Linked DNA regions of Homo sapiens: all the other regions are linked to region 6. Evidence: chromatin loops called from intact Hi-C (ENCODE). Cell type or tissue: GM12878. All regions are shown on one strand.

Region 1 (4,000 bases), 330 kb before region 6:
CCAAGGAGGGCAGATCACGACGTCAAGAGATCAAGACCATCCTGGCCAACATGGTGAAACCCTGTCTCTACTAAAAATACAAAAATTAGCTGGGCATGGTGCCATGCACCTGTAGTCCCAGCTACTTGGGAGGCTGAGGCAAGAGAATCACTGGAACCTGGGAGGCAGAGGTTGCAGTGGGCTGAGATTGCACCACTGCATTCCGGCCTGGTGACAGAGCAAGACTCTATCTCCAAAAAAAAAAAGAAATACTGCTGATAATAGAGGTGGTGATACTGGTTGTCTCACGGCCTGAAAAGTTAGTTCAGGTCTCAGACCTCCCATTTTCTTTAATGACTCATTATGAACCTAGTAACACAGAAGCTTTGAACACTAAGAATGTTGTGGCAGAGGTTGGGTAGATGCTTATCAAATGTTTTTCTTCTCCCTGAGCACAGGGTTAAGCTATATTTCCTAGTCCTCTACCTCTAGGTAAGGCCAGTGTGACAATTTTGTGCCAATAAAATGTATTAGAAGTAATACATCACTTTGGGACCAGTGTAGTAGTAGCAGGCCAACTCTAAAGTTGTCTCCTGGAATGCCTTTCTCCCAATTTTGATTCCCTTATATTAATCTCTTCTCTTTAAATATGAGATTGTCTAGTGACTTTCTTCTACCCAATTAAATACATCAAAGTCACTTCCATGATTACATTATATAAGAGCATCATGTCCCTCTTGCTAGCAGATGCTCTCTCTCACCAAGTTTGTTGAAGTGAGCTGCCATGTTGGAAGAGCCTCATATGCAAGTAACTAATACCCTCAGTCCAACAGCCTTAAAGGAACTTAATTCTACCAACAGCCATGTAAGTGCAAGTGTGCTTGAATAAAGATGCTTTCTCATTTGGGCCTTCAGATGAGACTTCAGCTCTGGATGACAACCTAATTGCAGCCTTAAGACAGACTATGAAACAAAGGACCCATTCAAGTCATGCCCAGATTCTTGACCTATAGAAACGTGAGATTATAAACGTGTGTTGTTTCATCCTGATAAACTCTGGCATAACTCATTATGCAGGAAAAATTAATAAGGCAGCTAAAGGTGAATGGGCTTTATCATGTTCCCTCTTCCTTGACCCATCTGCTGACTAGACAACAAAATGACACCAGAGCAACCTTGATACTACAGGTTAGAGATGGTGGAGCCCCAGCATGAAAGAATGCTGGATCCCTGAAGGACTGGATAGAGCAAACCTTCCCTCCTACACCTTGACAATAAGAGAAATAAGTAAGCTGTTATTTGGTTAAGCCACTAATATTAGGGAATGTTTGTTGCAGCAGCTGGCTTCACTTGTCCTAAGAAACTTAAATCTAATGGAAGCTTAGGGCTTCTAGCCATGTGCTTATCAAGTATTTACTAAATGTAATTAAGATAGTAATATCTCTTATTAATACTTCATTTTCCTCTTTACAATCAAAAAGTTGTTCCCTGAAGGCCTCACATATTTCCATATCTTTGTTCTTTTGTTCCTCCTATTCCCTCTCCATCAAATACCCTCCTTACTACATTCTCTGCTTAGAGAGCTCTTACAAATTCTTGAGTGACTCTTTTTTTTTTTTTTTTTTTTTTTGAGACGGAGTTTCACTCTGTTGTCCAGGCTGGAGTGCAGTGGCATGATTTCGGCTCACTGCAAGCTCTGCCTCCCAGGTTCACGCCATTCTCCTACCTCAGCCTCCCGAGTAGCTGGGACTACAGGCGCCCACCACCATGCCCAGCTAACTTTTTTGTATTTTTTTTTTTTTAGTAGAGACGGGGTTTCACCGTGTTAGCCAGGATGGTCTTGATCTCGTGACCTCGTGATCCACCTGCCTTGGCCTCCCAAAGTGCTGGGATTACAGGCATGAGCCACCACGCCCAGCCTTGAGTGTCTCTTTAATGTCTACTCTGAAGCATCTACAACAGCTATGGGCAGAATCACATTTTACTCGCGCTAAAGCTATATGACTATTAAAAATAGCTTTAACATTTTCCTTATTAGTGTAACTTTTTGAAAGGAAAATTAGTAATATCTATCAACATTAAAATGTTGATAGATATCACTTAGTCTAACATTTCCACTGCTAAAAATTTATTTTAAGGATACAGAGTGTAAAGATACACATATTTAAGTATTTATTGCAGCAATGTTTATAATTGAAAAATAGTGAAACAACCTAAATACTCATTAATAGGAAACTGGTTATGGTGATTATGGTGGATCTATATGATTTATATATGCAGATAGGAAAAAATTTCCAAGATTAGTAAAATAAATACATTTAAAAACTAACAAAAATACATGTATGACTTTTCCTCTTTGTATAAAAGTGATATGCATACATATATATACACATATTCACCTGTATATACATGGAAATTATGAATGGATATACAATTAGTTGTACTTTGGAAAGGCAATGGAAGCAAAGTTAAGGATAATTTTTTATTGTTCTTATAACTTATAAAGTTTTAAAAATGTTTTAGGCAATAAAAATAAATGGCCATTATTTGGGACATTGTTGAATTAATTGTAACTTCTATATTGTATAATATTAAGAAATAATTAAAAAGAGTAAGTTAGGCCTTTGTAGTGGAATGGATAATGGCCACTTGATATCAGGTCCTAATACCTAAAACCTATATATAAAACTTTTTATGGGAAAACTTTGCATACGTGATTAAGATAAGGATCTCAAGATGAGGAGATCATACTGGATTATCCTGGTAGGCCCTACATGCAATCACATGTTTTCTTACAAGAGAGAGGCAGAGGGAGATTTGATAAAAACAGAAGAGGCAATGTGACTATGAAGGCAGAGATTGGAGTAATGCAGCCACAAGCCAAGGAATGCAAGTATACACAAGAAGCTGGAAGGAGCAAGCAACAGATTCTTTCTCCCCTAGAGCCTCCAGAGGGAGCACAGCTCTAACTACACCTTGATTTCAGCTCAGTGATGTTGATTTCAGATTTCTGGCCTCTACAACTGTGCAAGAATACATTTTTGTTGCTTTAAGCTTAATTTGTTGTAGCAGCATTGGGAAACTAACAGAGCCTTTATCATTTGATTTAGAGATTTTTTTGGCATATTGTAAGTGTGATAAGCAAGGCACAAATAAGGGAGGGAGGAAAAAAGAAGAAGAAGAAACCAAAGAGAAAACTGTAGAATAGTTCCTATGACACTAAACATTAAAACAATGTTTATGACTTAACCTCATTCCTTCAAAATTATGTATATATGTATTCACAAAGAGATTTGCAAATGGATTGTTATCAAAACAATAATGCTACTTATTTCATGGTGAAGGCAGGTGATTTTTAACTTCTTATATAATTTATTACAATAAGCATTAATTGTATAACCATAAAACAGTAAAAAAAGAGAAAAATGGAAAAAGTCTTTGTGAGGGTTGTCTTTGCCAAGGTAGCTTCAACAAGCATTCCTATTCACATGCTAATCCTTACAATGTGACATCAACACTCCCCCATTGAGAGGCGGAGTCCGTATTCTCTCTTCTTGAATCTGGAGGGTGTGTAAAAGAAGTCCAGCTACACTGAACCCACCATCCTGGAGATATTACATGGAGAAACCACATAAAGATAGAGATGCCCAAGGAACATCTAATATTCTAGTCCTAGTGATGAGTAGATAAAACAGCTTTCTGAGGGAAAAAAGAAGCCTTCATTTGTAGCATTTGCTTATGTGCATGGTCAATTTCAAGCTTCAACAATTGAAAGCTCATCTCACAAAATTCCTGAATGTTTAATAATTAGACCTTGTGAGTTGGTTCAAATTGGACCTACTGTCACCAAATTGAACTGGGATCTACTCACCCTGTGCAGTAAGGCCAAACATCCACATGGAGGTTTTGCAGTAGAAGAATGGAGGACTTTATTTACAGGACACCAAGCAAGGGGCATCAGGCAGCTCTCACTTAAGACTTCATCTCCCTGATGGCTTGCAAGCAAGAGTTTTTAAAGGCA
Region 2 (4,000 bases), 1.1 Mb before region 6:
AGTAGAATAGAAGTTCTTCAAGAATATGTATCTTGTTCATAGCTATTTTCCTAATGCTTTGCATGGTCCTAGCCAGTTTAAAAAAAAGTATGATATGAATAGTCATCATACAAATATATGAGTGAATCAATGAACAAATAAACATTCTATCAAATAGAGCACTCTAGATATTTTCCTGACTTTGGAGGAATTCTAATACAGGCTATGTGATTGGTTGCTAGGAATATTTTGGAGCAACTTCCAGCTCTGGATTGTGGTCGTACTAGATGTGACCTAATGTCTGTCCCAATGCCCAGATTCTTTCATTTTTATATTTTACATTTGAACTTTCCTGATCATTAAAGCCTTTTGCTTTTTACTTCCCAGCAGATAGGAAATTCAGTCAAGATGTTTGTTGTTGCAAAACCACAAAGAAATATTGCAAGCATTTTTTTAGCCCTACCTGTTTGCAAGCACATTTATCATCTTTTGATAACATGGCATCCTATTCAGAGAAATGGACAGTATGCACTTTGTAATCAGGATGGAGGCTGTGATATGACTGATGTGAGCCTTTATCAGGTATCATTGTCAAATTTGAGTCTCTGAATGAAATGTGTGTGTTTGAAAGGCCAGCACTTGGGTTTATGAGACTTGGCTCCTTTTCTTCATATGTAGTTATAAATTAATGCGTACAGTGATACCTCATTTCAAGTTGGGTGCTCATATGCATGCATGACTCAATCTTGATCATCAGTCAGATTAGCCTCATTATTCACTGAGCATCACTTCCACTCAGCTGGTCATCGGCTGAATTTGTGACTCTCTAGATAAATTGTTTCAATCTCTCTGCTAAGCCAGTTTTCAGAGACGGCCAACTTCTAAATTGGCAGCTATAAAAATCATCAGCTGGTGACCCAATCCTAACACAGGATCCTGTGTTAGGTAGGTGTTTTAAGATAATTCATTGCTATCAAGGAGCTTTCAGTCTTGCTTAGTAGAGAAAACTGAAATGTAAATACTGTGAGGTGTGCCTAAAAGTACAGGCAAAAGGGGTGGTACAGATGTGGTGATGGTGGTAGTGGGATTCAGATAAAGGGTTTTTTTTTGGGAAAAGAAGATGAGATTTGGACTCAGACATTAGGTTTCTAATCTCAGCTGTACCATTTAATTTTCTTCATCTGTCAAGTAACAAATCATAGGGAGGATGATCAATAATGCAATTAAGGCCTCTAACATAAGGCCTGCCACATAGTAGGTGTTCTGAAATGATAGAAAGTTACTGTTACTATTTATTATGATCATTATTATTAATGTGAATTAGAATTTTGAGGCAGAGGTGGAATATCCCACTTCTCTGTAATCCTCACAGATGGGAAAAATGGTGAAAGGAGGAATCAAAGAGATGTTATCTATATTAAAAAAACATAGAGGAAGATGATAGCTAACCTAGCAAGAGCAGAAATGATGGTATAGCAGAAAAGAGTGCCAAGGCATTCCAGGTCCCTTGATGTGCCAGAAAGGTAAGAATCAATGATGCCTAATGGGCATTTGCCACCACCAGCTGGCAGTTTAGGACAATTCAAGTTGTCTTCTCAAGTCGGCTCCAGTATTTAGTAGAGCTTGCCCTTCATAATAACATAAGTGTCTCTCTAATGTTTGCATTAGGACCCATCTCCAGCTTTATCAAGTAAGTGAGCCTGTGGATCAGGATAAGCATTTTTTTAGAAGGCATCTTCCTGAGCCAGCTGATCATGTAACACTGTGGCTCAGAAACACGTACATGTGAAATAAACCTTGACGTGTTTCTAGCAAATAATTCAGTTTAAACTTAGGACATGGAAAGTTTCTGGTTCAAAAGAAAATGGAGTAAACTCATTTCACCTTATTTCTCCTGCATTAATTATGAATATAAAGTCTGGACAGAACACATAAGCCAAGCATTAGGAGACTTTGAAGAAAGAGAAGTAGGGAGAGAGGTAGGACTGTCTAGCAGCCTCAAGACTTACAGGATGACTCAGTGATAAGTTCCCCATTTTTGGTTTGTTTCCTTTATTTTGTTTTGTTTGCCTCCTATATATGCCGGTCTGGGCACAGGAGCAGTCTGCAAGCTAGAAGTACCAATGGGTTCAGACAAAATAGTCCCAAGACAAGTCTGCTCTTTTCAGTCATATTCTAAACTTGGAAGAGACAGCCTTGTAGGATGGGACTCTTTTGATTATACCCACTGTATTCCAGGAGAGCATCTCAAACCTACCACACCTCTCCCTCTCCTCCCTGACACTTCAGAATCTGGATCAAAGAGTCCTGCTATTTGTGCTCAGCACTAATGCAAGCAGAGGCAGTCCCCCCTCCAAAGGGCACTGGTAAAACTGCAGGGCAGGACACTCTTGACCATTCCCATCTTGTGACAATGGATCTAGACCCTTTACATATCCTTCTTTATAAGCTGGCATGATGTTAACCTTTGTCAGCAGGGGGCACTGGAGAGACATCGCAGGAGGAAGAGGTCTGTCTTCTTGGTCTTGGATGTTCACTGACCAGACTCCTGCGGTGCAGATAGCTTCTTCGAAAGATGCCCAGCTTGTGCAGTGCATGGTGTCCAGAAATGCCCACAGACTAGTGGCCTCTCTCAACACACCCCTAAAGCAGTTTTGTAACATTGTGCCTCTAGTGAGACATTTTCCTATGAACCACTTCTACTGGCACCCTAGAGGGTTAGCAAGTTCCACCTGTGATGCCTCATGGCAACCTCTCTACCATTCAGTGAGCCACGGTCAAACCGTGTCCAACAAGGTCTAGAGCTCAGCCCTGGGAAGGGTGAGCTCTTTTCTCTAAGCACATTATTTCAGCCCTAGGTAGGCATGACTGCTCCTTATATCTGCTATTCATATATTATTTGGAGATGTCTTTATTTCTTACTATACAATCGTCATTAAGCAATCCCTTGTTACAGTTAACATTAAATTTCCCCTGTCCAAATTACGATGCCAGTTTCTCTTTTTTGATTGGACCCTGACTGACAAAGAATGATGCCAATAGCATGATCCGTAAGAGAAAAAAAAAGATAAATTGGATTTCATCAAAATTAAAAACTTATGGTCTGCAAAAAAGAAATATTAGTCCAGGAGAAAATTTTTTAATTCACATATCTGGAAAAGATGTTATATCTAGAATATATAAAAAGTACTTTAAACTTGACAGCAAGAAAACAAATAATCCACTTAGAAAATAGACGAAAGCCATGAGCAGACATTTTGTCAAATAATGCACAGATGGTACAATGAAAAGCACATAAAAAGATATTCCACATTATTAGCTATCAGGGAAATGCAAATCAGCACATTATAAGATACCTCTACACACCTATTAGAATGTGTAAAATAAATAACAAATCCCATCAATGCTAAGTTCTGATAAGGATGTAGAGCATCAGGGAGTTTTATACATTGCTGGTGAGAAAGAATTTGGCATTTTCTTGTAAAAGTAAACATATACTTGCCATATGACCCAGCAATCTTACTGCTGGGTATTTACTCCAGACATTTATAACAGTTCTGTTAATCCTCACATACAGTAGAAACAACCTGTCTTTCATTGGGCAAGTGGATTAACAAACTGTGATACAGAGATACAGTGGGATACCACTCAGCAGTAAAGAGGAATAAACTATTGATATGTATAATTTGGATAGATCTCAAGGACATTATGGTGAGTGAACAAAACCAATCTCAAAGTGATCCATCTTTTACTATTCCACTTATGTGACATTCTCCAAATTACATTGAAGACATAGCATAGTTCCCAGGATTTAGGGTTGGAGGTAAGCTATGACTTTAATGGGGTAGTACAAATAACTATTTTTTGGAGCAATATAGCAGTCTATTCCTGATCATGATGATGATTACAAGAATCTACACATGTGATAAAATTTCATAGAAATGTATATTTAAACAAGATTACATGTTAAAGCTGGTAAAATGTGAATATAATCTCTAGTTTTTAATAATACTGTCTAATG
Region 3 (4,000 bases), 1.8 Mb before region 6:
AGGGAATCCTGTGACACAAAATCTACTGGAGAGATAGTAAAACAGCATATCTTCCAATCTACCACTGCCTAAGAGGCTCCAGCAACCTGTCCTGCACAGTGGCTGAAGTAACCATAAGCTAGCTATAAAAGCAGAGCAAATGATCAAAACCTATTTTGGGAGAGACAGTGACTCAAAACAGAGCAACTCTAAGAAGCTAGAGGAGAAGGCCATTATGGAATCAAAACCAGTTGAAAAAGTAGAGGATAGAGCAATAAAAGGTGATAAGAATTATTAATAAATCATTTAAGCATTCACAAACAAAAGCATATTCCCCCCAACAAATTATGTCTAAATATAACATTTTAAGATTAAAATAGTAGTAAATTAGTCTAGACTGCATTTCAGTTTATATGACAAGAAGATATGATTTTACAGATTTGGCCTCGGACATAAGTCAATGCCTTGTATTTTTATTTAACATTTCTTTTGACTAATTTTATAGTAATGAAGATGTTGATTTATATTCTTAATCCATGTTAAGTAGCTGACAAGGTATTTTTTCTATATTAAGTTCCAAGCAGATTCCTTCTGAAGCCAGTGCCAATGGCAAAGTTCATCAGGCGGGTGGTATTCTTGGCAGCACCACAGGACGTCCTATCCCTGGGCTTTGTAGCCCCTGTAGAACAGTTAATCTGGACTTGATTCCTTTATATTTAAGATAATTAATATTCAATTTTTTAGAATTAGGTAATCCCTGAAAAAACAGTACAATAGCAGGTGATAGTTTCTTATGTCTCTGATCATATTCCATGTTAAAAACTAAAAATTTTTCAGTCTGGTCGATAATGTTATAAGACTTGCAAATGTTTCTAAAAACTTTTATCTACAAAGCAGTAATGGAAAGTACATGTGAAATGCTCAAATTTGTATGTATGAAATGAATTAAGAAACAGTGTTAAAATAGTGCTTACATCATGTTCCTAAGGCCTGTGAAATTCTAAACCCAGAACTATGACTGTTAACAGAAGAGGTGCTAGGTCAGATCAAGGATATCAGGCTTCAGAGACAAAACAGCTATCTGCTCTTTGTTTGTCTTAACCATCGAGAGGCTGTTCTTCCACACCAACATGAATGAATTTCCCTAACCTCTTACCGATATCATTGGGAAAAAAAAGTTGAATTGCTTAATTCAAAATACTAGAAGTATACCTAATGGTGTAATTTACATGTGGGCAATCATTTTAAAATGTCTTATCTAGGCAACACCCTTTGGAGATGTACAGTCTACAACCTGTAAAACTATATGCAGCAACCATGTTTTCACTCCCTCCCTCACCTCACAAATGCAATCTCAGATGTTAAGCATCATGCTTGGATTTCTACTTATATTTATATTTACAGTTTTCTAAGATTTCTTACTTTTTGTTCCATGAAGAAATTTATCAATCATGGCAAAACAATTTATGGTTTGGAGGGATTACCAAACTAAAGTTATTTTCTCTATGGCAGTCACCTGAGACTACTAAACTCAGGGAAATAATGGCATACTTTAGAACAATGGGATTTTGGAATAAGAGAGACATTAGCAATTCCATAGTTCACAATTCTATAAGTAAAGTACGCTTCATTTATTTTACTTCATAATTATTTAAAGTACCTGTGTCTAAACATTTTATGACATTTCATAAAAGCGATATTCTGCATAAAAATACTTATTTAATTGTGCGTCTGTTACAAATCACAGGTTTTATTTAAACAAAGTTCATTTTGTTGACCCTTTTTAAGTTGACTTTATTCTTCTTGTTACTTCTGTAATATCCATGAGAGGGCAGTAGAGTACCATGTTCAGATGTTAAGAAATTGTGCCACATGAAATTACGTTTTTAAAATCCACAAATCCTTTAAATGATTGTTACGATTATATTAGATAAAAAGATTTCTACCTTTGTCATCTAAATGCTGTAATATAGAAAAGTGAATATTTTTCTTAATTTCTTCTTTTATTGGGAATAATGGACATCCTTTCATGTAAATACTTTTTAATCATTATTAATAATCAATGGTAATATTACCAGTAATGTTGATCAAGTTAGAAATTTGTAACCATTAAGTTTATTTAAAAGTAAATATCTAAAATATTCAATTTAAGTCTAATTTAAAGTTAAAAGAATATCATTTTTTTTGTAAAAAAAAAATAGTGGAATAAATCAGTGTGAATTCAGATACCTTTCCTATTTAACCTGTTATTTAATCATTTCATGCCAATTTTGGTTGAACAAGATGCCTATTCCCTGTCTTTTCCTCCTCAAGCCAGAGAGATAAGCCTGTTCTTAATTTCAAAATCATAAGTCGTGTAACCATTCCCCATAATTTAGTTAGCTCACAACTAACACTCATACGAAACAGGTTTACTCATTCAGTTTCAGAGAACCCATTTTGCAACCTGCTTATCTTGGAAGGAACATTAAGAAGTTATATTGCTCAAAGTATATTGCTCTGAGTTCCTATTTAATCCCCTAGGGAGCCCAAATCCTATGAGAGCCAAAGCACACTTCTACTTGTAATAATTTAAAATATTTACATAAGCTCCATATTGCTGGATTTTTCTGTTTGTTAACATAAGTATGTTTTAGATACCATGACATAAAGCCTCACCAGTGGGAACTCCTAAAGCCTGGCATCTCAAAGCCTGAATTTGGGGTCAGTTTGAATTCTTTCCATGCCTCTAACAGATATACCATCCTGGACAATTTATTTAACTTTCCTAAGCTATTTTCCTAATTTGTTGAAAGAGGGTAACAAATTTTAACCATTGTATAGGGTGGTTATGATGGCCAAATGACCTAAACACTTAGTAAAGTGACTAGCACATGGTGACAACTCAGTGTTTTCATTATAAGTTTTAGTGTTACAGACAATTTCTATAAAGAGCTTATCAGAAATAGCCTTATAAACCTTTCATCATATTTATAAAAACTGTAATTTTGAGGATATTGTCACTATATATGCTAGGCTTTGTGGAATAAATGTGTCTCTAAATTTTGCATTACATTTAAGGTTAGACTGACAAATTTTGGTTTTATCTGATAATCTCTTCAAATCAACTATGTGTGATGGTTCTGTCTTTGCATTAGTTGTTAGAAAGCTTACATTCAAATGTTGCCTCAGTTCTAAGAAATTTTGTGTAATTTCGTCTCTCACATTTCTTTATATCTTCTCCTTTCTATACATTTTCTCTTTTTTCTGTTTTCTTCACCCACTTTTACTACATTTTATTGTGTACATTTTTGCAGGATGCCTTAAATTCCTTCTTTCCTTTAGAGAATGTTACAGAATGCATTCATTCATGCAGGTAATGAACAAAATAATCTGAGTAGTTCTTGAATTGGAGCAATCTTCTTAATTTAATGGAAAAAAGGAGTATGTTGACTGCTGAATGTGTTACTCCATGGGTTTCAGTAAATGTGACTTCAATAAAAAGTGTTATTTGGTGTTAAGTGTCAAATGTAGACATCCGGGAAATCTATATAAAATAGATTCAGGAGAGAATACAAAGAAAAATTTATAACTTGAGAGCTTTTTTCTAAAAGCTCTCTAATTTTAAATACATATTATTATAAAAATTCACTGATTTATAAAGATTATTATCCTACCGTAGCATGGTTAAAATCATACTTATGTGTAAATATTGATAGTTTCCAAAGCTTGAACTTTTTATATGAACACAGGAAAATACAGGAGTTAATTCTGCTTCTGAGATGTAAAAGTTTATCCCCAGTAGGTCATTATTTAGCTTCCAGCTTCAGTTTGGAAGTGGTCGTGGCTGCAACCTCGGACAGCTTTTGGTATAGGCATCAGCTCGCTTTAAAGTATTGACAAGATCAAAAATTGCAAAGATAGTTTTATTTTAAGGAAACAAAAACCTGTTTTCTTAGTAGGTTAAACCTTCCTGCTAGCGGTTTTTCCTGATGATGATTAAATCACCAAAGTGCTTCAGAGGTCATATGACTAAAGCTGT
Region 4 (4,000 bases), 390 kb before region 6:
CTTTTATATTCCTTATTTGTGTTTCTGTTTGGATACATTCTATTGACCTGCCTTTCAAGTTCACTTATCCCACCCTCTAGACTGCTGTTATGTTGCTCCATCTGATAAATTTTTTATTTTTCACCGTTTTGTTTAAATTCTAGCATTTTCTTTTCATTCTTTTTTATAGTTTTCATCTCTCTGGAGAAATACTTCATATCTTCGTGCATGATGTTAATCTCTTCCAGCAGACCCCATCAAAGCTGTGTTAAAGTTCCTCTCTAATAATTACCATGTCTGAGCGATCTCCCTATCTATTTATCTTTGCTATTTCCTATTTACTATTTAACATAAATCACATTTTCTTCATTTTTTAAATGTCTTATGGTTTTTTATTTTATAATGTAACTTTTGTATAAAATGACATTAGAGACTGAACTGAATAATATTCACCTCCAGAAACGGGCACACCCTTTCTTCCGTCAGGCTGCTGAGTCAATCTTATCTGTACTTGAGCTGAATCTGGTTTTTCTTGCAGCAATAGTATAATATTTTAAAGGTGGGATCAGGATTTTTTCTTTTTGCAAGGAACTGGTGATATTACAGACAGCTCTTATTCTTTGACAGAATTCCAAACAATGGAAAATCTTCTGCTTGACAGCCAGATTGCCAGCTTCTGGAGCTTTGTGGAAGTCACTTTACTCTTCATTCCTGCCCTCAGTTTTCTGCTTCACAGAAAATCTTTCTCAGACCTTCTGCTCTTCAGTCTTCAGACAAGTGCCCCAGATGGATTTCTCTTAGCTTTACTATCACGTATCCAGCCTCTACAGTACGGTGGGCTGTGCCCTGGCCTGCACAGAACAGGCCATACACAGAGATCCGGCATGCCTCAGCAGGGGTCTCTCTCAGCTTTTCTTCTTTATCTCCAGCCTTTAGCTTACTACCTGTATACTTACAAACACTCGTTGAAAACTGTTGGCCAGTTGATGTAGACCTGCTGTATGACTAGACTCCTCAGAATTCTAATCTGACATGCCATGTGGCCAATGGAAGTCTGTTGAAAGTTAATCTGACTTAAGCTCTTATGGACATCTATATCATATTCTTCCTCTTCCCTTGTACTTCTGGTTTTAAGAACAACTATGAGCCTTTGCTTTCCTCATTACTTTCTGAAATTTAATTAATTTATGTTCCTTTATATCTGAAGCTTCTGATGACTTTTTTTAATCAGTGATTTTGGTAGCTTACCTAGTTTGTTTTGGTTTGTATGAAAGGGATAGTGTTTTGCAATTTTGTTCATTACAGTCAGATATGAAAATCCTACCTCTTCTTTGACGCACTGTGTACTCTTGGCTTCTAGGATGCCACGCAATTTCAATTTTCTTTTTACCTGAGTAGTTGTTCACTCTCAGTGTCTACTGCTTATTCCTTCTCTCCTTTCTGTTTTCTTTTTATTTGTTCACGTTTTGTTTGTTTTGTTTTGAGACGGAGTCTCACCCTGTCACCGAGGCTGGAGTGCAATGGCGTAATCTTGGCTCACTGCAACCTCCACCTCCAGCTCCAGGTTCAAGCGATTCTCCTGCCTCAGCCTCCTGAGTAGCTGGGATTACAGGCGCACACCACCATGCCTGGCTAATTTTTTGTATCTTTAGTAGAGATGGGGTTTCACCATGTTGGCCAGGCTTGTCTCGAACTCCTGACCTCGTGATCCACCCGCCTCAGCCTCCCAAAGTGTGGGATTACAGGCGTGAGCCACTGCGCCCGGCCTCCTTTCCAATTTTCAAATGTTAGAGTATTTAGAGGTTTGGTCCCTTTGTTGTACTTGATTTTCTATTTACACTTACTCCCTACATGATCCCATTCAGTCTCAGGGCTTTAATATTCCATCTACATCCCCCAAAATACCAAATGTAAAACTCTAGCCCATATTTTGTTCTCAAATTCTAGACTTGTACACCAACTGTGTACCAACACATACACACTTGTATATACACTAAATGTCTCAAATTCAACATCTTCAAATACTGCACTCCTCATCTTTCTCCCTCCCCTGAAACATCTTATACTCACAGCCTTCTTCATTTCAGTGGATGATAATCATCGAAATTGTCCAGGCCAATTGCGTTGGAGTCCCCCTTGACTTCTCTGTGTCTCTTATGCTTCATACTCAATTCATCAGAAAATCTTGTTGACTCTAATTTTAAACATGTCTATCATCTGCATGCTTCTCCCCATCTGCCTGCTATTTCTCTTATCGAAGGCACCATTATCACATTAAGGAGTTATTAAAGTAGTTGCCTAACTGATTTTTCTTTTATCTCTCTGTAGGTTATCTTCAACATATTATCCAGAGTGTCCAGAGTGATCTTTTAAAATGTAAGTCAAATATTGTTTTCTGCCCCAAAGCACCAATAATCCTTGTTCACTCAGAGTAAATGCCAAAGTCCTTATAAGGGCCAACAAATGCCTACATGATTTGGCCTCTGGTTCTCTATCTTGTCTCCTACAACTTTTTTTCTCTCTCCCTCTCTTCGCTCCAAGCTCATTGACCTTTTTGCTTTTCATTGCTCCCATTTTAAGCCTTTGTTGAAGCTATTGCTTTTATTGAAATGCTCTTTCCCAGATATTTGCCTGATTAACTCTATTTGTCTTCATTTATTCAATACTCTTCTTTTCAGTGAAGTCTACTCTAACCAATTCACATAATACTCAGTGAGAATGTCTCAGCATTCTCACTTTTTCTTTCCTGTTCTTTTAAAATTATTTTTCTATAATATTTACTGGTTGTAATTATGACACAATTTTCTTAATTGTGTTTTTAAAAAATTTTCTGTAGCCTTTTACAAGAAGTTAAGTTTTATGACATCCGGTATTCTTGTATGTTTTGTTTATGTAATACCACATTGCCAAAAACAGTGCCGGGTGTATCACAGGTATGGATAGCTAGAAGATCTTGATTATTATTAAGAGATTGGGAAATCTGTTAATTCAGAACTATCTCCTTCATAAGGAATTAAATTTGAGTGTAATTATTTTCCCTATTAAACAGGATAAAATATTATTACATAATGAATACTTTAATTATGTTTGATTAAAAAACTCACACAATTTTCTAGTACATACAGACTCATGTGGTAAATAGAAATAACTTGAGAAGCTATTTTGTATAATGTCCAAAGTTGTTTAAATTGGATTATGGCCTCTCTAATGAGAAAAAAAAGGTATTAGAGCACAAAAATTGTTCTGAAAAAAGGTTGGAATTCTCAGTCAAGACATTGTTAGATTGGAATACTGATAGATTTTCTTCCATCAAACCTGTAGACTACTAGAGATTATCTGGCTCCTATGTGTCCACAAGTCACACTTCTATAATACAGCTTATATATTCCTAATAGAATCTTAACCACAATAAATAACCATTAGCTGCATTTATTAGATGAGGCACCATATGGAAGGTAAGGAATTGGAAAGAATATGAGATTTTTGTCACAGATATCAAAATCTATACCCATCACTTACCATCTATATGACCTAGAGTAAGTTATTTAAACTCAATCTAACTCAGTTTGCTTCTCTGTAAAATGGGGATGTTAATATCTACCTTACAAAAATGTCATGAGAAATGAATGAAATATCTCCTGTTAGAGTTGTAGTTACATAATAAATGGCAGTTCCCAACAGAAGATACAGGCTTGATAAGTAACAGCTATTGCCTTTGTGTTTATAGTCAACTATAAGTATACAGTATTTGCTAACATACATAATAGCATACATATCTGTTCATATCATGTTCAATGCCATGTTAATAGGGTAAATACCAAAGCTATTTAAAATTTCCAAACAAGGAAACGATTGTTGTAAACCTTCTCTTATCTGAAAACATGGATTGAGAGTAGTAAAACTCTCCAAAACATTAAGGTATACCTTAGTAGAGAAATTAGGAAAGTCAGCTCAGAATGGCTTGAGATTAGAAATAGGCTTCAGTAAAATGCAAGAGCAAGATTTTGACTGTTGGCAAATC
Region 5 (4,000 bases), 170 kb before region 6:
GTGCAACTTTAAATTGGAATATAGGGTAATATCTAGAGCAATCACTAAGAAAAATATTTTTAAAACATATACAAAGAAATATATGCACACTACAGATAAGGAAAAATGTAACACTAAAAATTATTTCAGTAACCCACAGAAAGGTAAGAAAAGAGAAAGAGAGAAACAAAAACAAGACAAACAAAACAATAAAGTGGCAGCCTTAAATCCAGACATCAAAAATTACATTAAATATGAAGGGCTTAAAGACACCAATTAAAATATAAATGCTTTATATTAAAAAAATTATCAGAATATAGTTCAAAATGACTCAGCTATCTGCTGTCTACAAGAAATTCATTTCAAATATACTGATATAAGTAGGTAAAAAGTAAATAGAAGAAAAATATATATACCATGAAAACAATCACAAAAAAGCTATATAGCTATATGAATAGCAGATAAAGTAGACTTCAGAGAAAAGAAAAAAAATTACTAAGTACAGAAAGGAACATGACATTATGATAAAAGACTTAATATACCCAAAAAAGACATGAAATCTTTAATGTATCAAACTTAAAAACTTCAACAATCAAGATAAAAAGGATGATAAGAAGACAACTTATAACTTTTGAGCAACTAATACATACTGCTAATAAGTGTTAGACCCTGATTCAAACACTTTACATCTATTATCTCATTTAATCTTCACCAAAAGAAAAGCAAATACATTATTATCTCCATTCTGCATATAACATAATTAAGGGCTCTAAAGAGTTTAAGCATCTTGCCCAAGGTTACACAGTTAGCAATCCTTAGGCCAAATTATTTTTACTCTTCGTTCTGCCTCCATCAAGGTTTGTCTCCAAACACTTCAAAAATAAACAGTGTGATCATCATATCTAACACTGCTGTCCAACATTTACTCTTCTTGGTCATAAAGACAGAGTATTTTTAGTGGTGAACAAACACTGGATTCTAAATAAGTCATAGGAATAAAGTGGCTCTAGAAAACATCAGTAAATACAAAAGAGCCTGGAGCAGGAAGCAGTTAATTATGGGAAAGCTGGAAGTAACATCATGGCCACAGTGACCTCAACAGTGTGAAGGCTGCCATATAAGTTTGGGAAAGCAGGGCCCTGTACAACTCCTGGGATTCCGTTAACATAGAGACTAAATTAGACTATCATATAAAAGGCACCACCTGGAATCACAATACACAGCATGCCCTGCCATTTATAGTATTTCTGACAGTAATTATACTGTCTGAAAGTAATAAAGTCTGCTAAGAAGCTCTTGGCATTCAGAGCACCCACCCACCTGGATCAGCAGTCTGAACTCCACTTCGCAGAGACTATAGTGAAGTGAGGACCTCCTTGCTCCATGCCCAGGCATATCTCCAGCATTGGAGCACCTGCTCACGTGGATTAGCAGCCTGAATCTCCCCACCCTTCCTGTGCAGAGATTGTGGTGCAGCAGGACCCTCTATGCTCCACGCCCAGGAAGATCTCCAGACATCTGGAACACCCATTCTTCTGCAACAGGAGTTTAGGCTGCCCCACCCTCATGCAGAGACTTGAAGCCAGAGATTTCCCCAGCTCCATGCCTATGCCCACTTCTGAAAACTTGGTGGCCACTCACTGGATCTCCTTCTTGGTGCTGGTGCTTGTGCCTGCCATCAGGGAACCTGTAGGCAGGCTTACCTAATCTGGCCCTGCCTATCTTCATCCTTTCCTACAGGGTTTATCAGGGAGCTCAGGCCACTGTTCACTTCACGGATCAGCCCATTGCCTGAGGCTGGCTCTCAACAGAGTCTCCCAGTAAAAAAAGATCCAGTATATACTCATCCACATTGGCCATAGCCAGTTCTTATCTGTAAGCGCCATCTACTGACCTATAGGTCAAACTGCACAGTCCAATATAAAACCTGCTGACAGAAGTGCATAGGACTGTAGAAGCAAAGCCAGAAGACTCTACCCAACACTCTCTACAGTCACACCCCATAGGCAAAGAGGAAAAGTGAAAGACAAAAAAAGGAAAGAAAGACACATGAAAATAATTACATAAATTGGAAGTGCCAGTGTCTCGAGATGACAAGGAAAAAGGGCAAGAGTTCTGTCATCATGAAAAACCTGAATATTGTGACACCACCAAAGAATCACATCAGCTCTGCAGCAGTGGTCCCTAAAGAAAATGAAAACTCAAAAATGACAGAAAATGTGAAGCATGGATTGCAAGAAAGCTTAATGAGATCCAAGACAGTTAAAAATCAACACAGAGAAACTTCTCAACAATTCAGGAAAAGAAGGAAGAGAGACGCATCTTAAAAAGAAATGCATCAGAGCTTCTGGAACTGAAAAAACTCAGAGCTTGAACTGGTTCTTCAAACTAGCACATTCAGTCAAAATTTTTTTGAAAATTTTAAAACAATGAAACTTAAGACTTACTGGCATACCTGTGAGAGAAGGAGAAAAAGTAAACAAACTGGAAAACATATTTAAGGCAATAATTCAAGAAAATTTATTTTATCTTGCTATAGAGATAGACATCCAAACACAAGAAATTAAGAGAATACCTGTGATATACAATGCAAAACAAACATCACAAAGGCATATAGATACCAGACTGTCCAAGGTCAAAGCTAAAGAAAAAATCTTAAAGGCAGCTAGAGAAAATGGTCAGATCGCATACAAAGCAAACCCCATCAGACTAACAATGATCTTTTCAGCAGAAACCTGACAGCCAGAAGAGACTAGAGGCCTATTTTCAGCATCCCTAAGGAAAAGAAATTCTAACCAAGAATTTCATTTCTCCCGAAAATAAGCTTCAAAAGAGAAGGAGAAATAAAATATTTTTCAGACAAGCGAATGCTAAGGGGATTCATTACCACTACGCCAGCCTCATAAGAGATTCTTAAGGCAGTTCTAAACACGGAAATGAAAGAAAGATACTTGCTACCACAAAAATAAATTTACGTACATAGTCCTATTATGGAAACAGAAAATAAAAAAAGATCAGGGGTCACCATTCTTATATCAGCCAAAACAGACTTTAAACCAAGAGTAAAAAAAGATAAAGAAATGTAATATATAATGATAAAGGATTCGATACAACAAGAAGACTTAACAATTCTAAATATATATGCACCAAACGTTGGATGACCCAGATTCATAAAACAAGTACTTTTAGACCTTCAAAAGTATTTACACAGCCACATAATAATAGTGTGGAATTTCAACATTCCACTGACAGAATTGGACAGATCATTGCGGCAGAAAACTGACAAGGAAACTCTGGACCTAAATTAAACACTTGCGCAATTGGACCTAATAGACATCTAAAAAGTAGCAAACACACCTACATCAAGAAGTTAGAAAGACCTCAATTTAACAATCTAATACTAGATCTAGAGCAATTTGAAAAACAAGAACAAAGTAACCCCAAAGCTAGCAGAAGAAAACAAATAACTATAATTGGAGCAAGACTGAACAAAATTGAAAGGCAAAAATTCATACAAAGGATCAAATAAAGCAAAAGTGGGTTCTCTGAAAGAATAAATAAACAAGATCAATTAACCATTAGCTAGATTAACACAGAAAAAATGAGAGAAAACCCAAACATGCAGAATCAGAAATAACGACTGATCTCACAGAAATATAAAGGATCCTCAGAAACTATTATGAACACCTCTGTCCACACAAATTAGAAAATCTAGAGGAAATGGACAAATTCCTGGAAACACACAACCTGCAAAGACTGAATTGAAAAGAACTTGAAACCCCGAACATATCAACATTGACTTCAGAAATTAAATCAGTAATAAAAAACCTACCAAAAATAATAAAGCCCTTGACGAGATGGATTCACAGCCAAAATATAGAGACATACAAAGAAGCGCTGGTAAGAATATTGCTGAAACTGTTCTAAAGAATTGTGAAGGAGGGACTCCACCCTAACTAATTCTGTGAAGCCAGAATTACCCTGATAGCAAAATCTGGCAAAGACACAATACAAAAAGAAA
Region 6 (4,000 bases):
AAAATCAAACCTTAGATATAAGACCAAGTTATACTATCTTATTCTCTCAGCAAATCCTTAATATGTTTCTTCTCTGTGCCAGGTGTTAGTTAAGCTCAGGTGATACAAAGTTGAATGAGATAGCACCCCTGCCTTCTTTGTCCCAGCTCATAGTTTAATGACATAATCAGGTGGTCACAATACAGTGTAATACAGTGCTGTGACAGAGAGAGAAGCTACAGACTGAGGGCACACAGGGCCAGGGCTCCTAACCCACCTAAGGCAAAGGGTAAGGCAGGGGACATCAGGGAAAACTATTAAAGAAGGAGGCATCCTGAGAGCTGGGATTGTATTTTTTATTTATGGTTTTATTTTTTACCTTTGTATTTTGATGTAATTTCAGGCTAACAAAAGTTGCAAGAACACTACAAAGAATTCTCATATGCCCTTTAACCAGATGTACTAAATGCTATTATATCAAATATGCTTACATACAGATATGCACATACACGCACAAACACACACACACAAATATACATTTCTTTTTTCAAAAAAAATTTGGGGCTGGGCGCGGTGGCTCATGCCTGTAATCCCAGCACTTTGGGAGGCTGAGGTGGGTGGATCACTTGAAGTCCTGACTAGGAGTTCCAGCCAGCCTAGTCAAATGGTGAAACCCCGTTTCTATCAAAAATACAAAAATTAGCTGGGAATGGCGGTGCACGCCTGTAATCCCAGCTACTTGGGTGGCTGAGACAGGAGAATCCCTTGAACCCAGGGTGTGGAGGCTACAGTGAGCCAAGATCGTACCACTGCACTCCAGCCTGGGCAACAGAGACTCTGTCTAAAAAAAAAAAAAAAAAAAAAAAAAAAAAAAATTGAGAGTAACTTACAGAAATTATGATGCCCCATTTACTCTTGAAGATTCTGGTGTATATTTCCTAAAAGCAAGGACATTCTCTTCTGTAGCCTACAAGTAACAAAATCAGGTAATCAATACTGATACAATACTACGATCTTATCTACAGACCTTATTCAAATTTCACCAATTGTCCCAATGTGTACTCTACAGCAGAAGAAATCCCCAGCTCATATGCTGCATTCAGCTTTCATGTGTCTTTAGTATCCTACAATCTGGAACAGTTTCAGATTCTTTCTTTGTCTTTCATGACCTTGTAATTTTTAAAGTGCAGAGTCTAGTTATTTAGTAGAATGTCCCTGAATTTACGCTGGGCACAGTGGCTCACGCCTGTAATCCCAGCACTTTGGGAGGCCGAGACGAGCGGACGACCTAAGGTCGGGAGTTCGAGACCAGCCTGACCAACATGGAGAAACCCCGTCTCTACTAAAAATACAAAATAAGCCGGGCGTGGTGGCACACACCTGTAATCCCAGCTACTCGGGAGGCTGAGGCAGGAGAATCACTTGAACCCAGGAGGTGGAGGTTGTGGTGAGCCGAGATTGTGCCATTGCACTCCAGCCTGGGCAACAAGAGCAAAACTCTGTCTCTCAAAAAAAAAAAAAAAAAAAAAATGTCCCTGAATTTAGTAGAATGTCTCTGGTTTGGAACTACTCTAAACTGTTTCTCGCGGTTAGATTTGGCATAAGCATTTTTGGCAGAAATATCACGAAGGTATGTTGCGCTTTTTGAGATGAGTTTCAAAGAGTGAAGAGGAATCAGCCCACATAACCTATTGCCATATTAATTTATTTTTGCATTCAGACTTGGGAGGATGGAAGACAGAAGGCAAAGGGATAGCCTATAATACTATTAAATAATATTTATCAAGTAGTTACCAAGCACTGTTTGGAATGTGTTACATAAGTTAACTTCATCATCTTCGCAACACCCTTATGACATCCTCACCATGACTATGCTTTTCCCATTTTTCCAATGAGAAATAATCAGGCACAAAAAGATGATGAAGCTAGCGCATGGTGCAGCCAGTATTCAATTCCGGGCAGATTGACTCTTGCCCATTCTGTCAGAAGGGACTTAGTGAAAGCAAAACGCTTACCAAAAAAAAGGCTTGTGTCTTCAGAACGAGTTGGCTTGGAGGTGTGTAACTGGTCCAAGCAACTGGGTGTGGCTCTCCCGCCCTCTGCTGGCTGAATCCCTTATTGCATCCTTTTAACTGCTTTTTGCTCAATTGGATGGTGACTGCAGGGTAAAACCTCCATGTGAGCAACAATCACTGAAATTTCTGCAAAACTCCTGAGTTATGCCTGACCTATGAGAATGCATAAGAATTGGGCATTCCTTCCATTTTTCTTTTTTGTGTGCCTCAGTCCCCTACCACATTCTAAAGATTGGTCAGCAGAATAAATCCTAAGCCCTCTCTTCACCAACTTCTTTTATAAAACTTCCCAGGAGAATTTTTTTTTAACTATGACAAATTTGGAATCCACTGAAGCAGTGAGAAAGCTAACGTTGAATTAATCAGAATACAATCCCCAGACAAGACAATCATTACAGATGAGAAAACCTGTAGGAAGGATGTTTGTCCTTGAAAAATATTTGAAAAAGATCCAGTGTGAAGCAGTCATCTCACAGTAGGCTCCAAAGTGTCATATAAGACAAAATCACTAGGCAAATAAGATGAAGGAGAGGAAAAACTCCTTTGAATGAGTCATAAGTAGCCTCTATTTTCAATCAAAAATCCTTTCTCTTTCCAGGTAAAACCCTGTCCCTCTGAAATTCACAAACCCCTGGGGCTTCCACAAAATTCAATTGTTTTCTCTAGTAAGAGGAAGAAATGGACGTAAAATAAAACCAGAAGACAATGAATGGGCCTTAAAAGGATGGCACACTGATTCATTCCATACATGCCAGAAATGGACCTGGCAAAAGAAAAAGAGTGTGTTTAAATTCCCAAATGATAACCTGGGAGCAATTCTGTTCATTGTGCCTGATTGCAAATACAAATATACTAGTGGCCATTATTAAGCCACATCTAATGTCCCAGGGGAAAGAACTCTTTACTGAAATTTTGAGAACACTCACACTGAACACAAGAATCCCATCTAAGTATTTACTTGATAACTTCTAGATGCCTGTCTGTTTATCTGTCAGGTTGGGAGAGACACAAATACATTTGCATATGGCTACTACCAGGCTGAAGGCTGAAACCTTTGCCCCCAGATCAAATCAAATCAGTAGATAAATGTCCCATGGTAGGTGATTGAGCTAAGCAACGACTTCTTATTTATTTTAATGAAGTATCAAGATTTCCATGAAAAATTATCAGAACTTTATATGTATAATCCATCTGGAAACTAATCCCCTAAGCTATATTGTGGCATTATTGTCACAATAACACTGCATAACAACCAACCACGAAACATCAGCAGCATTCGACATTAAGCATTTATTGCTTACATGTCTGGAGTTGTCAACTACATGGCTCCGCTGATACTACTCTGGGGCTGATGAGACTGTGTCTTTCATCATGCAGAAGCTAGGCCAGTAACGTTCTCATAGCAGTGTTCTCAGCCAGACGACAGAAACATGCAATGCCTTCTTAGACCTAGGCTCAGAAATGTCATGCTGTCATTTCTGCTGCATTCTGTTGGGCAAAGCAATTCACAAGTAAGCCCAAATTCAAGGGAAAGAGACTCTATCTTTTCATTGAGAGAAAATGCAGCCACAGAGCAAAACATGTGCATACAGTGATGGGTAAAGAACTGAGGCCACAACTGTAATTTACTACAGGCCCAGAAAATCATTGAAATCCAATGGGTAACTCTCCACTTTCTCACATTTCACATATACCCTTCTCAATGGATGATCTACTAACAGTGGTCTCTAGGTTGTCCTGGAAATATTTAAGAAAGAAGAAATTCTTAAACCTTAAGGACTTTTGTTTCTGTGAGACCTGGAGCCCCCCAGCTAACTGAAGATGTTATACCAGAGCCTTTGGATAAGACATAAATTTCCATCTAGTGCTATCAGTTTCTCATTGCTCTCTTGTACAAAATTCATTCAAGAGCAGTCTAGAGTTTAAGAAAAAGCAGGAAATTTTCC
Region 7 (4,000 bases), 1.6 Mb before region 6:
GCTCTACGTTTCTTCTGAAAGGGTTGTAACACTGCAGTTATATGCTCACCTAAAACTTATTGCTGCTTGTAAGATTTAAACTCAGCAATATTGAAACCATTGCTGATCATTACTTAAATATATCAGTCATTTAAAATAGACATTTCAGATCTGTGGTTGCTAACTTAGCCACTGGAGGGAGCCCATATACCATGAATTTAGAGGATAATTACAACTCACAAACTATATTAAGTATAAATAATTACAAAGAAGGTCTTTAAACAAAATAAGGTGAGCTTTGCTGTTGTAAAGTCATAGCTATAACTAGTCTTTCAGCTGAAAATAAATAAAAGTGTGTTTTCATCACAAAGATAAATCATATTGCAAAAGAAAGGAAAGAGCAAATCAGAAAGAATTAGAAAGTTTAAAACTCAGGGATGTTTTTGGCTTCAAACATTTGCTCAAAAATTTTTCTTTGCATTTATGCCAATATAATATTTTAATCTTAATTTTTTAACAAATCGTGCTCTCCAAGAGGTAATATTACATGAATTGACTAAGTATAACATACTAGTTCTTAAGATAGTATTTGTGACAGTGGATTATTAACCTAATGGTCTCAATTTGTTTAACTTTAATTATTATAGAGGTAATACTGTTGTTTTTCTTGTTATGTTGTTCAAAGGAAAATAAATCAGAAATTATCTAGCTTAGTGCAATTTAAAAATACGTTTTGATATATATGACTATGCAAGTTTAAAAATTTAAGAGGTTTTAAGGAATGGAAAACATGTATCTAACTGCCTCGAGACACAGAAACAAGTATTCTATCATTGGATATTTTTGAACTTCCTAAGTCCAGGTGAAAGTTTTGAACATGTTAAAAGTTGTTTTTGTAAGTTATCTAAGGCAATGATTATGTTTAAATTGAGCTATACAACCTGTACAATGAAAATAATTTTCCGTTTGCAAGATAAAATTTAAAAACTAAATACAATTTCAAGTGATATTATTAAAAGTCTGCAGAGATGGTTGCCTTATTAGGGAACTAGAATTTACAACCATGGCTTTGATAAAATGTGGAATATCTCTTTTTTAATTCTCTGAGTTCTAAAATAGCTAGACTTGACGAGAGGGAAATTCTCCTTGTTGCCAATTCTCAATTTCCATGCAACTTTCAACCTTCAGAATACTGTTGGTACTCTGTCTTGGCATGGCTAGAATTTCAAATGAACTTCTAACGATAACTGATTTGAATGAGTTCAGGGGGAAAACATTCAATGAGCTAAATTATTTAAGGACACAATAAAGTGCTTAGAGGTTTATATTTCACATAAAGGCTAGTTAAGTAGCCTTTTAAAATATTATTTATGGAGATCATGACTCATCTTTGCATATCTCATGTGCTAATTCCCAGACCACAGACCAGTGCAGTAAAACAGCTCGATGACATGAGTGCCATTTAAGAATAAGCTGTCTGTGCAAGGCACTTTTTTGTTTGTTATTATTTTTTACCATGTTTTACATTTTGTGTCATACCTCCTTCCCTTCCATAAATGTGCAATTCATATTTGGAATGATGTGTATCTGTGCTAAAAGCAGATGTGGATGAGGTACGATGACAATCCAGTTTGTTCTGCCTTATGTCTACAATGCTTCTAATCTACCAATACTCTTCCACATCAACAATACCTGGAATTCTCACCATTTTAGATGAGAAACTTAAAGCTCTGAGAGGTTACGTGACTTACTTGATATCATGCAGGGAGTGTTACAGCCACCATTCAGGCTAGTCCTATTTACCTCTAAATTCTATTTTCTTCTCTTCTCCTATGTTTTTCAAGCTTTTCTGATTGGAGTTTATTGTAAAAATCACACTTTACATAGGACCAAATACATACACGCAATAGAAATTGTCCAAAAAATGCTTATTTTTACAATATGTCACTTACTCTGACATTCTGCATTCTATTCTATTCTATTTCATTTTGTAAAATATAAAACAAGTGGACTTTACAATCCACAATGCATGGTTTAAAAAATCACTAATCTGCATCTTATTTCTTGGCGTTATCTTGCACGTGAGTAAATAGTTTTTGGAAATTAACTTCAGAGGGCTATAGACCAATTGAGGTAAAAGAAGTAGAAAAACTGGTGGAGAGAGTGAATGTCTCTTAAATGTAATTAAATTTAATTTAAATTTAAAGTCTGTTAAAGACCTATGTTTAGCTCCTTTGCAAATAAATAGGACTTGTTTTGGTAGGAAACCAGTAAGTCTTAATCCTGATATTTCTTCAAGTGTATTTTGAGAAAAGTCATGCTTACATTAATGAGTTTTACCAAATCAGTAATGATAATAATAGTTTTAAATCTAATCAGAGCAAAGCACAAACAAGTCTATTTGGAGGAGCAAAATTGAGTTAAGGGTAAGAGCACACTTTGAAAATGATTTCTCTGGATTGTTGTATTCTTAGAGATATCTGGAGGAATTTATTTGGGCAAACCTGAGGCAGTCATTTGCTATTATTTCTCCTTCTAGGTTTCTGTGCTGAGCCAGCATATTCCTGGCACTGTAGCGCTTTCAAAGCTGTGCACTATAGAGGCTGAGAAATTCAGGCAAACATCCCTTTCACCTAAATTCTATATATTCAAATTTTTCCATCTCAATTATAAAAATAAGATTTCATTTGAGGTGTTTTAATTTCCATTGCTTGTAGTGATATTTTCATTCAGAATGCTTCCTATCCCACGAAGCAAGTATTGGGAGTTAATTTTTGAAGAAAAGTTTCAGTTGCCCTCGAAACAAACCAATATCATATAAACTACAGTTAAATTAAAATGGATATTTTGCATGAACACATGGAGACCAGTATCTTTGCTGCTGTTGATAATATTTCCTTGATTTAGTATTTGTGATCAGCTTGGTTCTCACTTTGAAAAAGCTATTAAGCAGACAGAGTGAAACTTTTCTAAATCACATCAATGACAGAAAATCCTATGGATTATTGAATTGGGGGAATTAGTATAAATTTAAAAGTAAGTGAAACTTACTGTGTCTTCAGAACTTTAAAAATATACCATTTAGGGATAATGACAATAGACTACCACCTCATTAATTAGTATCTCAGATTGTTAGAAAACGTCAAGGCCTCTCAGCCTAATTTCAAACTAATGTAACCACTTGTGTTAGAATATTAACTGGACATTTTCCACTGCTGTGACATCAAAGCATTCATTCCATCAATGAATATTTATTATTTCCTGTGTGCTGGATTCTAGTTTAATTGCCAGATACACACAAGTAAAACAGAAATAAACCCATGTCTTATATCATTTACCTCTGAGGAAAAAAGATAGTAAACAAATAACCATATAATGAGGTGTGTGACAATGATAAGGCCATTCAGAAAACCAACAGGATAAGGGGTTGAAAAATGAATGGTGTGGTCAGGATGGCTGGGCAGACATTTGAACTAGTCACGCATTACTTGAAAGCTGTGCTTTAAGGTATCAAAATGTATTTTTTTATATTTTTTTTACCTGTGATCTCAGTGTACTTCCTGGATAGCTCCTTGTTCATTCTATCCATTAGATAGATAATACTGACGATGAGAGTCTTAACAATGAAAACAGAACAATAATAACAATAACGAAATATCTGTTTATTGATTACCTTCTGCGTGTCAAGCAATAATTAGATAAACACTTTCCCTCTATCCTTTTATTTTCATAAAAATCTTATAGAGTATTACTTTAACCATTTTGCAAATGATGAAATTATAACTTCCTAGAAAACCTATAAATTTGCTGTACAACTATTGTCAAAGGTAAAATCCAAACCTGTATTAGTCCAGTTCCAAGTGGGTTTGCTTTTCTGCCATGCTGCTTTAAAAATTCACTTTCTCTTCTCCCACCTTGAAATTCTTAAATACTGTTGGAGACCAAAAACAAAATTATAAAAACAAAAATCGTACAACCAATGTGGTTTGAAACCACTGAAAGTTCATGGTGTCTGTTTTCC

What was found. Peaks named below come from ENCODE experiments on the same cell type or tissue, not always from the same donor. Only the 100,000 strongest peaks of a DNase experiment are listed, where the experiment ranks them.
Region 1: a loop joins it to region 6, with 2.1 times the contacts of the local background. A loop is called at or near these places in 4 of 110 quality-filtered maps.
Region 2: a loop joins it to region 6, with 12 times the contacts of the local background. A loop is called at or near these places in 18 of 110 quality-filtered maps.
Region 3: a loop joins it to region 6, with 8 times the contacts of the local background. A loop is called at or near these places in 39 of 110 quality-filtered maps.
Region 4: a loop joins it to region 6, with 2.2 times the contacts of the local background. A loop is called at or near these places in 15 of 110 quality-filtered maps.
Region 5: it touches region 6 in a loop (8-fold over the local background); 8 of 110 quality-filtered maps call a loop at or near these places.
Region 7: it touches region 6 in a loop (8-fold over the local background); 24 of 110 quality-filtered maps call a loop at or near these places.

Annotation. Positions count from the first base shown.
Region 1 is chr3:20,672,905-20,676,904 of GRCh38, reverse strand. No RefSeq gene overlaps it. Among named protein-coding and RNA genes, the nearest start is that of SGO1, 490 kb to the right of the region's middle. In GM12878, no CTCF peak of the experiment used is centred here; no DNase peak of the experiment used is centred here.
Region 2 is chr3:21,482,964-21,486,963 of GRCh38, reverse strand. All of the region lies in intron 4 of ZNF385D (zinc finger protein 385D), which reads left to right. Among named protein-coding and RNA genes, the nearest start is that of ZNF385D-AS1, 58 kb to the left of the region's middle. In GM12878, a CTCF peak has its summit at 2,459 (motif pointing right); a DNase peak (open chromatin) is centred at 2,443.
Region 3 is chr3:22,115,752-22,119,751 of GRCh38, reverse strand. It overlaps a transcript of ZNF385D not described here. Among named protein-coding and RNA genes, the nearest start is that of ZNF385D-AS2, 160 kb to the right of the region's middle. In GM12878, no CTCF peak of the experiment used is centred here; no DNase peak of the experiment used is centred here.
Region 4 is chr3:20,733,119-20,737,118 of GRCh38, reverse strand. No RefSeq gene overlaps it. Among named protein-coding and RNA genes, the nearest start is that of SGO1, 550 kb to the right of the region's middle. In GM12878, no CTCF peak of the experiment used is centred here; no DNase peak of the experiment used is centred here.
Region 5 is chr3:20,509,842-20,513,841 of GRCh38, reverse strand. No RefSeq gene overlaps it. Among named protein-coding and RNA genes, the nearest start is that of SGO1, 330 kb to the right of the region's middle. In GM12878, a CTCF peak has its summit at 1,867 (motif pointing left); a DNase peak (open chromatin) is centred at 1,872.
Region 6 is chr3:20,338,584-20,342,583 of GRCh38, reverse strand. It overlaps LOC101927829 (a long non-coding RNA gene), which reads right to left and starts at 116. Exons shown (of 5, transcript NR_110814.1): 1 at 1-116. In GM12878, a CTCF peak has its summit at 2,072 (motif pointing left); a DNase peak (open chromatin) is centred at 2,096.
Region 7 is chr3:21,890,840-21,894,839 of GRCh38, reverse strand. It overlaps a transcript of ZNF385D not described here. Among named protein-coding and RNA genes, the nearest start is that of ZNF385D-AS2, 64 kb to the left of the region's middle. In GM12878, no CTCF peak of the experiment used is centred here; no DNase peak of the experiment used is centred here.